Linked DNA regions of Homo sapiens: region 2 is linked to region 1. The links are chromatin loops, found by intact Hi-C in ENCODE. Cell type or tissue: gastrocnemius medialis. All regions are shown on one strand.

The links. Hi-C counts contacts between places; a loop is a spot of excess contacts. Peaks named below come from ENCODE experiments on the same cell type or tissue, not always from the same donor. Only the 100,000 strongest peaks of a DNase experiment are listed, where the experiment ranks them.
Region 2: a loop joins it to region 1, with 5 times the contacts of the local background. A loop is called at or near these places in 13 of 110 quality-filtered maps.

The regions. Positions count from the first base shown.
Region 1 is chr1:21,258,247-21,266,246 of GRCh38, reverse strand. It overlaps ECE1 (endothelin converting enzyme 1), which reads left to right. Exons shown (of 19, transcript NM_001397.3): 5 at 5,855-5,976; 6 at 7,408-7,554. It overlaps LOC124903872 (a long non-coding RNA gene), which reads right to left and starts at 4,164. Exons shown (of 3, transcript XR_007065530.1): 1 at 3,223-4,164; 2 at 2,266-2,346. RefSeq lists enhancers at 288-1,114, 3,608-4,807 and a silencer at 3,777-4,071. In gastrocnemius medialis, no CTCF peak of the experiment used is centred here; DNase peaks (open chromatin) are centred at 3,246, 3,856 and 4,266; H3K4me3 peaks cover 360 bases; H3K27ac peaks cover 5,352 bases.
Region 2 is chr1:21,314,888-21,322,887 of GRCh38, reverse strand. It overlaps a transcript of ECE1 not described here. Among named protein-coding and RNA genes, the nearest start is that of ECE1-AS1, 26 kb to the right of the region's middle. RefSeq lists enhancers at 85-904, 2,575-3,392, 4,211-5,028, 5,029-5,846, 6,940-7,729 and a silencer at 2,583-2,822. In gastrocnemius medialis, no CTCF peak of the experiment used is centred here; DNase peaks (open chromatin) are centred at 3,190, 4,067 and 5,327; H3K27ac peaks cover 8,000 bases.

The DNA.
Region 1 (8,000 bases):
CAGCAGCATGTGGGGGATTCCCAGACACCCCTATCCCAGCAGCGCGTGGGGGATTCCCAGACACCCCTATCCCAGCAGCATACGGGGGATTCCCAGACACCCCTATCATACCCCACAGCTCTGCCTGCCTGGGCGTTCATTTCCTCCCTGAGGAGTGATGTGGAGAGGGCATTCCAATGAAAACTCCCAGAGGAAGAAGCGGCCGATGAAATGGTGCTCTGTCTTCCTCTCTGGGACTTTGGGGTAGGGACTGAGGAAGCTTCTGGAACTCGGGGCCCCTAGAAGGAAGTACCCAGGCAGTGTGGAGCTCTGTTGTGTGGCCCTAGGCTGCCAAAAGATCTTCATAGTACAAGGAGGCCGCAGAAGTGCTGCTGTCTCCAAAATGTGTCCCCAGCATAGTGCCAGGAGCCACACTGTTGGGTGTTGGCTTCTTCTTTGCCTCCATGAAATCTTCTGGGAAGTAAACATGAGCCAGGGGTGTCTTAAAGGAGACCACAGCATCAAGCCCTGGTCTTGCTGAACTCAGAGTGACAGCCCCGAAAGGGGACAGTGCCAGCCTGGGGCTAGTCTGAAAAAAGATACCGAGACGAGCACCCCTTGAGAGGCAAGGTTGGGGGCCTGAACGAGGGGCTATGGAGGGTTGGCACAGTCCTAGAGACCTTTTTCTTATTCAGAAAAAGGTCTGTGCCTGATTTCACTTTGTTTTGTTTTGTTTGAAACCAAGTCTCGATCTGTCGCCCAGGCTGGAGTACAGTGGCGCTATCTCGGCTCACTGCAACCTCCGCCATCTGGGTTCAAGCGATTCTTGTGCCTCAGCCTGCCGAGTAGCTGGGACTACAAGCACCCGCCACCACACCCGGATAACTTTTGTATTTTTAGTAGAGACAGGGTTTCACCAGGTTGGCCAGGCTGGTCTCAAACTCCTGACCTCAAGTGATCCACCCACCTTGGCCTCCCAAAGTGCTGGGATTACAGACATGAGCCACTCATTTCACTTTGAAGCCCAGTCACCTCCCGCAGGCTAGAGTGCTACGTTTCTCTGTCATTCATTCCTTTATTCACTCACCAATTATGCATCAGACACTTTCTGTGTGCCAGGCATTGCTTGGGGCTGGGGATTATGTAGGAATAAGACAGTCTTTTCTTGTGGAAGTTACATTCCAGCAGGGAAGACAGACAGTAAACAAATAAATGACTAAATACATGATAGGATTGTAAAGAGAAGGGCTCAAAAACATCAAGTAGGGCATGGGGCCAGAGAGGGAAGAGGCGATTGTAGCTGCAGCGATCAGGAAGGGATGGGCTTTCTCAGAAGGGATGTCTGAGCAGATGCTTGAGTTAAGGAGAGAAGAGACCAGCCAGCCATGGGGAAGAGTGTGGGGCAGGAGCTGGAGACAGGTGGGAGCGCAGACCCCGTCACCCAGGGTGGCATTTCTCAGCCTGCAGTTATCATTACGCCTCCATGAAATGTTAATGCCACAGGTACTCTGGATGTCTGTTGCTATTCTTAGTCTGTATACACAGAGTAAAAAGCGTGAGATGCTTTGTCCTGCAAGAATAAATTCCTGGGGGCAGTATTGCCCCTGTTGGGGATGCGTGATATAGAGCCTTCTGGCCAATTTCAGGAATTGGGGCTGGGTGCGGTGGCTGACGCCTGTAATCCCAGCACTTTGGGAGGCCGAGACAGGCAGACCACCTGAGGTCAGGAGTTTGAGAACAGCCTGGCCAACACAGTGAAACCCTGTCTCTACTAAAAATACAAAAATTAGCCGGGCGTGATGGAGGATGCCTGTAATCCCAGCTACTCGGGAGGCTGAGGCAGGAGAATCACTTGAACCCAGGAGACGGAGGTTGCAGTGAGCCAAGTTCGTGCCACTGCACTCCAGCCTGGGCGACAGAGCGAGACTCAGTGTCAAAAAAAAAAAAGGGGGGGGGGGAATTGGTATATTCCAGTGCCTATTTGGACTAAAAGGAGTTCAAGACAATGCACTCTACAGACTCCCCAGACCAGGGCTCCCCTTGGGTGTCTCATAGAGGCCTCAAACTTCGAGTGTCTGGAGCTGAGCTTTAGGCAGTAGCTGTGTGCACTGAAGCTCCTTCCTAAGCCTGCCCCTCATCCTCAGGCTGCGGTTCCCCAGTGTCAGCAGCTTCTCACTCAGGCCAAAGAAACTTGACTCCATTCTTGACTCTCCTTTCTCTCATGTTCCAAATACTTCTCGCCCCCTTCTCTGCCGCCATCCTGGCCAAGCGCCCACCTTTGCTCACCTGGTCCCCTGCAGCAGCCTCCCGCCTGGCAGCCTCACTTGGGCTCTTGTCCCCTGGAGCCTGCAGGATAGTAGGTGCTCCCTGAGTGAGGAGGAAAAAGAAGAGGTGGGAGAGTGTGCCGTGGGTTGTCCCCGTGGGCTCCTGGAACCAGGGGGAGGAAGAGGAACCGTACCTTCTACCAGGGCTCCTGCCCCAGCCAGCATTGGCAGTGGGGATACTGATGACACACACAGAGGGGGCATGAACACCAACTCCTGGCGGGGCCCCCTCATCCTGTCCACTCCTGCCCCACCTGCCCGATTTCCTTTAAAAAAAAAAAGGGAATCTTGGCCAAGCATGGTGGCTCACGCCTGTAATCCCAGCATTTGGGGAGGCTGAAGTGGGCAGATCACACGTCAAGAGATTGAGACCATCCTGGCCAACATGGTGAAACCCAGTCTCTACTAAAAATACAAAAATTAGCCAGGCGTGGTGGTACACGCCTGTAGTCCCAGCTACTCGGGAGGCTGAGGCAGGAGAATCACTTGAACCCAGGAGGTGGAGGTTGCAGTGAGCCGAGATTGCGCCCCTGCGCTCCAGCCTAGTGACAGAGCGAGACTCTGTCTCAAAAAAAAAAAAAATAAATATAAAAAAAGGAAACCTTAGGTGGGCATCCGGCCTCATCACCCTCTCATCTTCCAGATGTCCTTCCTCTCCAGAAAGGGACACTGGGCTCTGTTCTTGCAGCCACCACCTGTTGCTAGGGGCCTACTAGGTCCCTATCCAGGGCTGGTTCTGGGGCTGCAGGGACCACTAAGACATGGAATGGCGGAGGGGCAGCCCAGGCACAGCCCCTGCTTCTACTCCACATTGAGTTCATCCTTCAGCCCGAAGCTCAAACGAAGCTTCCCCGGGGCCTTGCTTGGCTTCCCTGGTCTCCTCCCGCCCTCCCCTTCAAGGCCTCTGGGATGTTCTCACAGCGTTCACCCCGTGCGTAATCAGATGCTCCCGCGAGTCCTTGGCTGCCGTTTGCCTCACTCACCACGCTGCATGCCTCACGTGGACAGGCCTCCAGTTATGTTGCCCACTGTCCCCCACACCCGGCCTGGCGGTTGCCAGGCAAAAGGAACTTTGTAAACAATGTGGGAAAGCAAGTGAGCGTGGCACCCAGGTGGTGGGGGCCAAAGGAATGGAGTTTGAACCTGGCCTGTGGCAGCCTCTCAGCGAAGGAGCAAGGGAGGCTGTGTCTGAAGGAGGCATTCCTTCTCCCTCCCGGTGATAATTTGGGGCTTGCAGACAGGTGTTAGGGAAGAGGGCCTCGGAACTCGCTGTGATTAGCACAGCCAGGCTGCTCCTGGGAGCTGTTCTTTAGGCCTCTTATCTTTGTGGCCTTGGGGGAGGGAGATGCCAGGCTCACTCATGGGCCAGAGCACACAGAGTGCCTTCCCCAGCGCTGGCCCTGGCATTTCAGGGCTTTGGCCGGAGCCAGATGTGGAGGGTGAGACGCTGCATCTGAGGCCTGGGGAGCAATGACGATTCTCCTGCTTTTTCTTCCAAGAGCTTCATTGGGAGTGTTGCCATAGGAACGAGGCCCCTGGGAGGGGCGAGGCACTCCCCTTTTGCTCTCCCTGATCTTCTGTATCCCAGCTTCCCCATTTCCGCCCTCCCCTCACAGAGTCCTCTTCTCAGAGCTGCCGTGGTGCCTGGGGGACATGCAGGTGTTTCCAGCACTTAGCAACCCAGTAGCCCATGGTCTCCAGGGCTGTACGAACCCTCCATAGCCCCTCGTTCAGGCCCCTGACCCTGTCTCTCAAGGGGCTCTCTTGTCTCTGTGTCTTCCTTCAGACTAGCCCCAAGCTGGTCCCGTCCCCCTTTCAGGGCCATCACCCTGAGGTCAGCAAGACCGGGGCTCGATGCTCTGATCAGTGAAAGCCATGGTGCTATTTATGGTGAGGATCGGGGGGCAGGGAGCTCTCGGGGTGAGGCTGGGAAAGCTGATGAAAGACTGGCCAGGAAGTGACTCATGTCCTTTGCTCCAAGTGACTACGCCAGACAGCTTTCTTTTCTCCAAGCAGTCCGCCTGCCCTTTCAGGCATCCCCGCTTGTCCCCACACTGTCCTGTCCTGCTCCGCGCAACCCAGTGGCCTCTCCCCTCCCTTCCACCTGGTGAACAACTTCAGCTTTCAGAACCAGCTCAAATGGAACGCCCTCTGGAGACCCCTCTTCTCCCCACCCCTCCGAAGGGAGTGACTTTTCTCTGTGTTCCATAGCCACGTGCGTTGTTCATAGCACTGTCGTGTCTTGTGGTCATTTCTTTGAGTTTCTGCTGGGTGCCAGGCACAGGGCTGGGCTCTGAATTTTATAGGCATAAATAAGACCCGCTTTCTGTCCCAAGGAGCTCACGGTCTAATGGTGGACACAGGTATGCAGAGCGGTGAGGGCCTTTGGGAATGAACATCTTAGGAGAGCCTTCATCAAAAAGATGTCCCCGTAGAGGCCTTGAGGTTGAGTAGGATTTTAACAGGGTCCCATGCAGAAGCTCCTTGGGGACAGGGATGTTTTCTCTTGTGTCCCACAGCTTACACAGGGCCTAGCATAGAGTAAGCATCTAGTATCTGGTCAGAGGGTGGATGGATACAGTTCTGCCAGGAAAGTCTTTGTGAAGGAGCTGGGGTTTGAGGGATCTTTGAAGGAGGCAAAGGAAGGGGCTTCAGGGCCAGAGAGAAATGAACATGAAATGAGGGAATGTGTCTGGAGCAGTGAGTTTCCCAGAGGAGGCAAGAGGGACAGATGGAATTGAGGGGTTTAGAGTATCTGGCATGGCCTGGAGCAGGGCTCTGAGAAGAAGGCTCATGCACAGAGCCCCAGTATATAGTGGGTCCCTTGTGGACCTGAGTGGCAGGAAGCGGTCATCTTCACCAGGTGCACCCACCGGAGCATTGCCTTTAGCAGGTGGCATCTGGACCAGGGCACTGAGGTGAGGGAGAAGGGAACAGAATCTCCGGGTGTCTGGGGTAAGGTCTGAGAAGCCACTGCAGGAGGGAGATGCTGCTTGCTGGAGTTGGCAAGGGCGGTGGAAAACGGCCCCAGGAGTTGGCTGTAAGCCTGGTGAACGTGCCTAGCCCCTCCAAGGAGGAAGCAAAAAGTAAATTCATAATGAATGAGCCTTTTGAGTTTCCATCCAACTTCAGTCTTTATCACAAGAAAGATCATCTGGTATCTGAAAACCAAGACCGGCCTCTGTCCCATGCACCAGGCAGGGGTGTTCGTACCACACGTTATCCACAGGGGAAGAACACTGTCCTGCTGGTGGGCACGTGCGGTCAACCCGGGGACACGTCTGTGAACCCAACTGGCAGAGGGAGAGAAACGTGGTCGATTCTTTTTCTTTGCAGTCAGCAAAATTTCGGGAGCGCCTTCAGCTTGCCAGGCTCTGTCCAGGGGCCCTCACATACTCACGGTGACGGCATTCCTCACTGCCACTCCGACAGGCAGATGTCAGAGCTCCTTTGCAGCTGAGAACACCAAGGCTCCGAAAAGAGGGACTGCCCCAAAGCCACCCAGTGGGCAAGTGGGGCCGCATTGCAAACTCCACTGTCTGTTGTTCCAGAAAACTCCACGGCCAGCGTGAGCGAGGCAGAGAGAAAGGCGCAAGTATACTACCGTGCGTGCATGAACGAGACCAGGATCGAGGAGCTCAGGGCCAAACCTCTAATGGAGTTGATTGAGAGGGTGAGTGCCTCGGGCTCTCCCTCCCCAAGCCCCGGCCCATGCCACCTGCCCGCCCCCTGGCTTCCACTCCAGCCTTCTGGTACCACTGGCCCACCTCATACGTCCAGCCGGTAGCACCAAGAGAAAGACAGAAAGAGAGAGAGCGAGTGTGCGAGAGCACATGTGAGTGTGAGCACATTGCGTAGCTGCGTGGGTGGGTTGTCTGTGCATGTGTTTGTGTGAGAGTGTGTGTCAGCATCTGTTGTAGATGTCTGTCATCTGTCTGTGTGTCTCTCTGTGCATCTGTGTGTGGGATGGGGGCCATGTTTAGAGGGAAAATATTCCTCCACGTTGCTGCTGTTTTTTCCTCAGGGGTTATGTTTGTGTGTGTGGAGGGGTGTGTGCCTGTTCCAGAAAGACCCACAGAGAGTCTTGGCCCAGAACCAGAGCCCTCCCCGTGAGCAGGGACCCAGGCCACTCTCCTATACCTGCTTACTCCTGAGCAGGGGAAGACATCTTTCTTGCTTTCTTGGGCACTTCCCAGACTCTGAGGCTTCCTGGTGCAGACAGTAGGTGTCTGTGGATGTTTTCTGCCTGCCTCGTGTTCCCTGGACAGCCCTGCCTCTTAGCTTGGCTCCAGGAAAGCATTGCAGCAGGGTTGGTGGCTGCATGCGCTGGGGACTATGCTAGTCCCCTCCTCTCTGGACAGGTCCCATGTGCCAAACCAGGGAAGACCAGGGAGATTTTTTAAAATCCCAACTTTCTCGGGAGGCTGAGGCAGGAGGATCACTTGAAGCCAGGAGTTTAAGACCAGCCTGGGCAGCATAGCAAGACCCCATCTCCAAAAAATTTAAAAATTAGCCAGGTGTGGTGATACACACCTGTAGTCATAGCTACTTAGGAGGATGAGGTGAGACAATCACCTGAGCCCAGGAGGTGGAGGCTGCAGTGAGTTGTGATGGCCCCACTGCACTTCAGCCTGGGAATCAGAGCAAGACTCCATCTCAAAAAAAATTTTTTTAAAATCCCAACTTTGAGACTAAAGTAGACCGTAATTTACCAACCTTCTTAAACATGTGGAGCCTTTTTTATCCCAGAGGCACAATTGAATTTATGTTTTGATATAATCACATTCACACAATTCATTATCCAAAATATAAACCGTGAACCGGGAAAAGTCTCTTTCCCATTCTCATCCCAGCCACCCAGGGAGCGGCTGGATTCATGCCTGGCTGCTTGGCTTGTCTAGGATAAGCCTTTGCTCCATCCATGGGTCTCCAGCTCATGGGTCGGAAACCCCCGATGAAGACCAATCCTTTCCTTTGCTCTTGAGGCTCAGAGAGGTCAGGCGACTGCTCCAGGGTCACAGAGCAAGTCAGCGGCAGAACCAGAATTCACATCTGGGTCTCCCCGCCACCTCATCACCTCCCTGCCTGCTCTCCCTCCCCACAGCTCGGGGGCTGGAACATCACAGGTCCCTGGGCCAAGGACAACTTCCAGGACACCCTGCAGGTGGTCACCGCCCACTACCGCACCTCACCCTTCTTCTCTGTCTATGTCAGTGCCGATTCCAAGAACTCCAACAGCAACGTGATCCAGGTGAGCTAGCTTGAACCTGCAGCGGTCGAGGGGGCGGGCACGACCTCTTCCTGTTTTGAGTTTAGCAGGACCTGGGGTGGGAGAGGGGCTTGCCCTGGGTGGGACGGCGGTCTTCTAGTTTCTGAGCCTGGGTTATTTCCAGAGGCCCCACTGGTGAGATCTTTGCAGGCTGCTGGCCTTGCGTAGATGGGCACTGCATACAGGTGAAACTTTGGGTGCTGATGGGTTTCCGTGGGCCCCAAGAATGATGTCAACTCCTGGGCACAGCTGAACCCACATCCTGGTTTCCCCCTCCTTAGCGTCTGCTCTTTGTAACTCTTCTTGGAATGGGTTTGAATCCATCTCTCCCTGTCAGAGCATGCCCCAGACAGAGGCTCAGCCTGCCCAGGGGAGCTCCAGCACTGGTCTGCCCCAACCTCCAATGCAGAAGTGAGAAACCCAGGCTG
Region 2 (8,000 bases), 57 kb before region 1:
GGGTTTTCACCAAACATGCACAAATTCCAGCAGAGGGCGGATCCATGTGCGTCCTCTTCCGGGGGCCATGCCCACTTCCCTTCCCGGCCTCCCCGTTTCTTTCTCTCAGCAGAGTGCTAGATCAGAACCTCTTGTCCTTCCTGACAAGAGGCCCTTGTCTGTCTGCCCCCTTTCCTGTGCCTCTCCTCTCCATCGCTGGGTTTTCTTGTCCTTTTCCCCAGCTAGGTGGTTAGATCAACTTCCAACCCCTCAGGGCCAAACAGTGCCACCACACTGGTGTCCCCATCCCCTATGCCAGCAGTGGCACTGCCATTTTGGTCACAGGCCTGGGGCCCTGGAGTGTGACACATGTGGGGGGCCTGGCACAGCCCCAACCTGTGCCTCAGCCTGCGCCTTGCACTGGCCAGGTGAGAAGGGCTGGTTGCTCTCCTGCCCCCAAAGAACCCACTGGTGTTTCCATGGCAACTGTGCAGCCAGGCTGCCTGGGCGTCTGCTGGGCTAAGGGCTACCAAGTCCTCCACAAGGTGCCCATGGTTGTGGGAATGGAAGCATTTGCTAGAGGTGGGTGGCACTGACCTGTCCCCAGCCGTTAGGGAGGGAGCTGCACTCCGGGCTCAGGTGGGGTGTGGGGTCTCCTGGTTTTATCCACACCCCCATCCCCACTCCATCTCACTGAGAAGCCGCCTTGCCACTTCTTTCTGAGCCCCTGTTTCTTCATCTGTAAAAGGGGCATATAATGCTGACTTCAGAAGTTGTTCCAGCTCCTGACATGAGCCAGGTGGGGCAGCAGTGAGGGAGCTTCAGGCAGAGGAGGAGGGAGACAAGACCAGACCAAAGGGTGGCCGGGGACGCAGCTCTGTTTCATTCGGACCTGGGAATCACACCAACTGGCCCCTTCCAAGCGGTCTTAGATCCTGAGGAAGCATTCTTCCCTCTCTCAGCCTCAGTTTCTCCTTCTCTAAAATGAAAATAGGGTGGGCACGGTGGCTCATGCCTGTAATCCCAGCACTTTGGGAGGCCAAGGTGGGTGGATCACTTGAGGTCAGGAGTTCGAGATCAGCCTGGCCAACATGGTAAAACCCTGTCTCTACTAAAAATACAAAAATTAGCCGGGTGTGGTGGCACGTGCCTCTAATTCCAGCTACTTCGGAGACTGAGGCAGGAGAATCGCTTGAACCCGGGAGGCAGAGGTTGCAGTGAGCCGAGATTGCGCCATTACACTCCAGCCTGGGCAACAGAGCGAGACTCCATCTCAATCAATCAATCAATCAATCAATCCTGTGTGACAGGACTGCAGAAAGAATGGAGAAAGATAATAAGTGCATGACAAGCCTGGTGCCTGGCCCAACACACCGTAGGTGCTCATTCCATATTGATTACTTGTGAAGGCACCCATGGGCCACTGCACTGGAAATTGTCTTTCCTGTGGTCAGGCCTAGGTCCCCAACAGACCCTCTTCCAGGACATGGCTGCTGGGGGCCCCAGGGCTGCTCCTCCCAGTGGAGAATTCCTCTTATGTTATTCACACAGAGATTTCCCCAGGAAGTCTGAGCCCCTCTTTGTGTATCTTCCCAGCTGTTATCTGGGCCTCCTGAAGGCCTGCCTGGCTTTCTGGTTTATGTTAGGGTTGTTTATATGGGGTCTTATCTCTCCCAGGAGCAGGGGCCAGCCTGGGGAGCAGCAAGATTGTGGGCTTTGAGTCAGAGCAACCTGGGTTTGAGTCCCCAGCTCCGCCACGCACTAGCTCTGGGACCCTTGGCAAGTGACACCACCTCTTGGAACCTCGGTTTCCTCCTCTGTAAAGTGGGGATGGTAGTACCTCCAGCACAGGGTGATCATGAAGATTATGTGGGAAAATATCTGCGCGGTGCCTGGCATGGGTTAAATGATGAGTTACAGACAGCTCCTTTCCCCTTTTCCAAACCAGGAGGTTCTGCAGCAGCAGGATCCTAGAGGCTCAGACCCAGGGCAAGGGAAGACCATCACAGCTCCTCAAGGCACCACCTCGGCAGTAGGCAGGGGAGGCTGCACAGCCGAGCTCCACGCTGCTGGCAGCTCCCAGGACTCCATGGCCTAGAGGAGGCTGGGGACCTCAGGAACCCTCCGCAGAATGAAGGAAGGGTGGGGAAGAAAGACACAGAGATGAGGCTGCGGCCCCTATAGGAGCTTGGGTGAGTGTGGAAGATAAGAGCACAGGCTCTGGAACAGACACGTGCGTCCTTCAGGGAGCTGTGTGACCCCCTGTGAGTGACTCAACCTCTCTGAGCCTCAGTTCCCTGTCTATGCAAATGAAGGATGATGGCATACCATATCTCCTGGGGTTGCTGCGAGGCGTTGATAATACATGGAAAGTGCTTAGCACAGTCTGGCCAAGAATTTTCTACTTATTTTTAGGTTGTATTCTCAGGACCCACTGACTTCTGGCCAAACTCTTCAATTACTCATAAAACAGTATTAAATTTTTTTTAAAAAGCTTATTTCTCCAGCACCTTCCATGAGCCCTGCAGGCAACGTGCTTAGCGCCTACCTCTCATTATCCCATTTGATCGTAGCAGTCCTCTGTGGGGTTGGCCCTGTCACCATCCCCATTTTATAAATGAGAAGTCCGGTGACCTGTTTGAGCCCATACAGCTGTTGACGGCTGGAGCCTGGAGATAGTCGTGGGCGGGGTTAGTGTCTCACCAGGTATCAGCTGGACGCAGCAAACCTCAAACAGAATCCATGGGGAGAATCTGTGAATGAGCTTGTCCAACCTGCGGCCCGTGGGCCGCATGTGACCTGGGATGGCTTTGAATGCGGCTCACCACAGATTCATAAACTTTCTTAAAACATTCTGAGATTTATGCATGCACCTTTGTTTTTTAGCTGATCGGCTATCGTTGGTGTATTTTATGTGTGACCCAAGACAATATTTCTTACATTGTGGCCCAGGGAAGTCAAAAGATGGGACGCTGCTGCCGAGTGTAAACAGAAGATCTGGAGTGGGGTGGGGACACCTGTGGACTCAAGACAGCCTGGGTGGCGAGTGGTGTGTGGGGGCTGGCACTAGAAGCCATGGGACCGCGTGTGTTTGTTCAGCCTGTCTCAGCTGAACTAATGTAAACACCCAGACTGCTTGTTGGCCCTCTGGGGGACCAAGACAAACTAGGGAACAGTGAGCCGTGCCTCCCGGTGCCTGGTAGGGAGTGGCGAGAATGAGGAGCCAGGTCTCAGGAGAGGCTGAGGAGAGTTGGACAGGGATGGAGCCTGGCTTTCCTGCCCAGTTCACAGAGGGGAGGGCACAGCTGCTGGCTTGGAGGGCTCCCAGGAAGGCCAGGAGCAGAAAGTCTGAGAAGCAGATTGGGGGCAGCAGAGGGAGTCTGGCCCTTGGTGCCGGGGGTGCCCTGGTGGACAGAGGTGGGGGCAGCATGGAGCCGGCATTTATGGAGGCCCTAGTATGTACCAGGCCATTTAGACACGAGGTCTTATCATGTCTCTAGAAAAGCCCTGCGTAGTCCACTTTATGATTATGATTATGATTATGATTATGATTATTATTATTTTGAGACGGAGTCTCGCTCTGTCTCCCAGGCTGGAAAGCAGTGATGCGATCTCGGCTCACTGCAACCTCCACTTCCCGGGTTCAAGCGATTGTCCCACCTCAGCCTCCCAAGTAGCTGGGATTATAGACGCACACCACCACGCCTGGCTACTTTTTTGTATTTTAGTGGAGACGGGGTTTCACCATGTTGCCCAAGCTGGTCTCGAACTCCTAAGCTCAGGCAATCCACCCACCTTGGCTTCCCAAAGTGCTTGGATTACGAGCTTGAGCCACCGTGCCTGGCCTCACTTTATTATTTTGACTTAGCTGATGAGAAAACGGAGCCCGGGAGATTGTACAGACCCAGCTCCACTGAAAACCCACAGAATTTGGCTTCCTGGGAGGGTGAGTTTACGGAAGCATTTTCGGATAGTATTCCTTCGCATCTGCCTCTGCTGACGTCACATTTCCCATGCTGACTTTCTTCTGACCCTCGCTCAGCGTCTCCCCCGACAGAAGTGCGGCCTCTGGGGAGCTGTAGCTCTTGCTGCAAATCCCCTCCCCCGTCCGCTTTTTGGCACACTGCCTGGGGGCCTGGCCAGGCTGAAGTGACTGTCAGGTCGGGTTAGCTCCTTGGAAGGCTGGTGTGACCAACTCAGGGGTGTCGCCTGCCTCTCACCCAGGGAGGAGGATTTTGCCACCTCTGCTTGGATAGGCTTGTGAAGTGGGCCTCAGGAAGGCTCACTGGTTCTAAATCTTCAAAAAATGGGATTTTAGAAGTTGCTAAGGCCTGAAATATCACCCCACCCATTTTACAGATAGAGAAACTGAAGCCCAGAGCGGAGAAATGTCTGCCCCAAAGACAGTGAGAGGCTGAGGCACAAGGGAGGGGAGGTCTCCAGGGAGGACACCCCTAGGCCAGGCTGACCTTTGTTAAGGGAGTGGGACAGGGTCAGGAAAGGGCAGGGATGAAGGAAATAAGTTCCCCAACTGCGTCATGACCTGAAACCCAATTTCACAGCTGCTCCCACTCTGCTGCCCTCCCCAAGCTGTGCCCTGGAAATGTCCTTGGGCCCTCAGGAACGCTGATCAGTTCCTGCACATGCGCCAGCAGGGTACTTGTTTCATTGGGTTTGGGTCTCTGCGAGTCCACACGAGGGCCTCCTGCTCCCCACTTGCCACGCCAGGTCTTGCCCACTGCTCTCCCCCACCGTTTCCCTCACTCTTGTTCATCTCCGAGTCCAACAGCTATCACTTGAGTTGTGCAGAGCTGGGAAGAATCGTTTAACCGTCACAGCAGCCAGCGAGGGGACCTCGTCCATGCCGTCTGATACCTTCAAGGTGCACCTTGGAGGGGCAGGCCCTGCTTTGCATGTGTTTTGTCCCCACTTCGAGAAAGAGATCGCGGTGGCTCTGATTTAAGTTCAAGAACATTGGGGTCACACCCCGAGCCTGGATTTGAACCAGGAGACAGACACTGGCACCCCACACCTTCGGCCACACCTGCTAAAGCCAGGGACCTACAGAAGTCACATGACCTGTCTGAGCCTGCACAGCTCTTGACTGCCCTGACCCACTCGTGCGTCTCCAGAGGATCTGTTTGGATGCAAGGTGGTTAGGACCCCACCTTGAGTTGGGGAGCAGGGGCTCAGGAGAGGCCGAAGAGAACTGGGCAGGAATGGAACCGGGCTTTCCTGCCTAGCTCACAGAGGGGAGGGTGTGGCTGCCAGCCTGGAGGGGTCCCAAGAAGGCCAGGAACACAAAGTCTGAGAAGCGGGTGGGGAGCAGTAGAGGGGCTCCAGCCAGCCTGGGCCCATGACTCCATCCCGGTCAGGGGACCAAGATTGCTCAATCCCCAGAGCTGCAGATGCGTCACCAGCTCAGCGTCGCCGCGGGCTGGACTGGCCTTGTGACAAGCAAACCCTTTTCCCCATCTGAGGCCTGCGAGCTGGCCTTCCCCTCTGTCTGTTCATTTTGGGAGACCCTCCCAACAGCAGCAGGAACAATGGCAGCCACCGGATGCCAGGCCCTTTGCAGACACGACCTTGTTTAATTCTCAGAAGAGTCCCGGGAGCTAACAGTGGGCGATAGGATTCCCACTTCACAGAGAAGACTAGGATCGCATGGCAGCAAAGCACAGGGCTGGCTCGAAGCCCAAGTCTGTCTGACCTATTCTGGTGGGTAGCAAAATATCTCAGACATATTAAAAGCATCAGGCTCAGTAAAACCAAACACTGGTATGTAAGTGTTCAGCTTAAGGAATAAAACATCCCAAATGCAGTTGAATCCCCCATACCCCCACACCCCCAGTCCGTTTCTTACCACTCTCTCTCCCAGGGGAAGAGACTGGGAGAGACTCTTCAGTGACTGTCTTGATACTGTTACTCCTGACCTCAGGTGATCCGCCCACCTCGGCCTCCCAAAGTGCTGGGATTACAGGTGTGAGCCACCAAGCGCAGCCTGATTCTGCCTCCCTAAATGATACATAGGTATGATGTTGCTCACTGTTTTTGAACTTTCAATAATTGATTGGAGGCTCCATGTTGACTTCTGCAGCTTTTCTGTCTTCCTGTTGTTTGAGTTGCAGCCACTTGGTTTTCATTACCGTGTAGTATTCCATCCCATGATGTGGCTCTCCTGTGGTTTATCCAGGCTCCTATAGATGGGCATTTAGGCTGTTTCTCATTCACAACCACAGCACATGCTGTGTGGGACTTCCATATTCATGTCTCTTGGCGACCACAGGAGAGTTTCTAAGAAGTATGTGTGTTATGTATGTTAAGAACTGGAATCAGGCCGAGGATGGTGGCTCACACCTGTAATCCCAGCACTTTAGGAGGCCGAGACGGGTGGATCACCTGAGGTCAGGAGTTCGAGATCAGCCTGGCCAACATGGTGAAACCCCATCTCTACTAAAAAAAAAATACAAAAATTAGCTCAGTGTGGTGGCGCACGCCTGTAACCCCAGCTACTCAGGAGTCTGAGGCAGGAGCATTGCTTGAACCCAGGAGGCAGAGGTTGTAGTGAGCCGAGATCGTGCCACTGCACTCCAGCCTGGGCAACAGAGCAAGACTCTTTCTCAAAAAACAAACAAACAAACAAAAAACTAGAATCAGATAAACCCACGGCATCATGGGATTCCTCACTGAGAGAACAGGCCAACAATATTGGGGTTGCTGTTCTGAGGGTGAAAAACCCCTTAAGGACAGTAATGTTCTTCTGATTTGCTGCTGTAAACAGCACCAAGAACAGTGTCTGGCGCATTGTGTGCGTGTAGTAAATCTGTTCCCTAGACAAGAGGACATGTGCCAGCTACTGTGGCAGGTACTCAACTTACACAGCCGCACTCAGTCACTGTGAGGAGGGGTTCTCCCAAATCACAGGTAAGCTGACTGTGGCACCAGAGAGGTTAAGTCCCATTCTTAAGGTCCTACAGCCGGTACCCAGGTTGACTGACTCCAGAACCAGCACTCTTTCCTGACGCTGCCTGTGTAGACAGAGGGAGTGGATTCATAGAGCCCTAGAATCCTAGAATATGGGGAAAATAGGGCCAGCTTTTTTTTTTTTTTTTTTTTTTTGAGACAGAGTCTTGCTCTGTCACCCAGGCTGGAGTGCAGTGGCACACAGCTCACTGCAACCTCTGCCTCCTGGGTTCAAGTGATTCTCACACCTCAGCCTCGCAAGTAGCTGGGATTACAGGCATGCGCTACCACACCTGTCTAATTTTTGTATTTTTAGTAGAGATGGAGTTTCACCATGTTGGCCAGGCTGGTCTCAAACTCCTGACCTCAAGTGATCTGCCTGCCTTGGCCTCCCAAAGTGCTGGGACTACAAACCTGAGCCCCCATGCCCGGCCAGGAGCAGCTTTTAATGCCTAGTTGCCTATATACAAGCCCCTAGGACTTTCCAGGTTGTCCTAGACGCCGTGAGGGTGAGGTGGCACCAGCTGGTAGATCACCTTTGGCCTGGGATACCCCAGACATTGGGGCTGAGTGACAGCTCATCTCTGAGGTTGATCCATTGGGGAACTGCAAAGGTTGGGACCCCAGTAGGCATCGGATTCAGCTGCAGTTGGATGGAGGTGGCAGCCTGAACCAACCAAAGAATTATTTGCTTGGGACATGAGCAGACCTGGGCTCAAATTACAGATCTGCCACTTATTAGCTGTGTGATTTTAGGCAAGCCTCTTAACCTTTCTGAGCCTTATCACCCCCATCTGTTAAATAGGTATTGACTCTGGCTTGCAGAGAGATAGATTTGAAATTAATGAGTGTGACAGTCTTAACACAGTGCCTGGATAGTAGTTATTAATTACAGTACAAGGGAGGGTTTTCTACTGGGGATACATACAAATCACTACAGATACATACAGATGGGGCAGCATGGGACACAGAGGAAGACTTCATAGAGGAGATGACATTTCATCTGGGTTTTGGAGGGTGAATAGGAGTTCTCCAAGCCAAGAAGCAGACCATAGGTC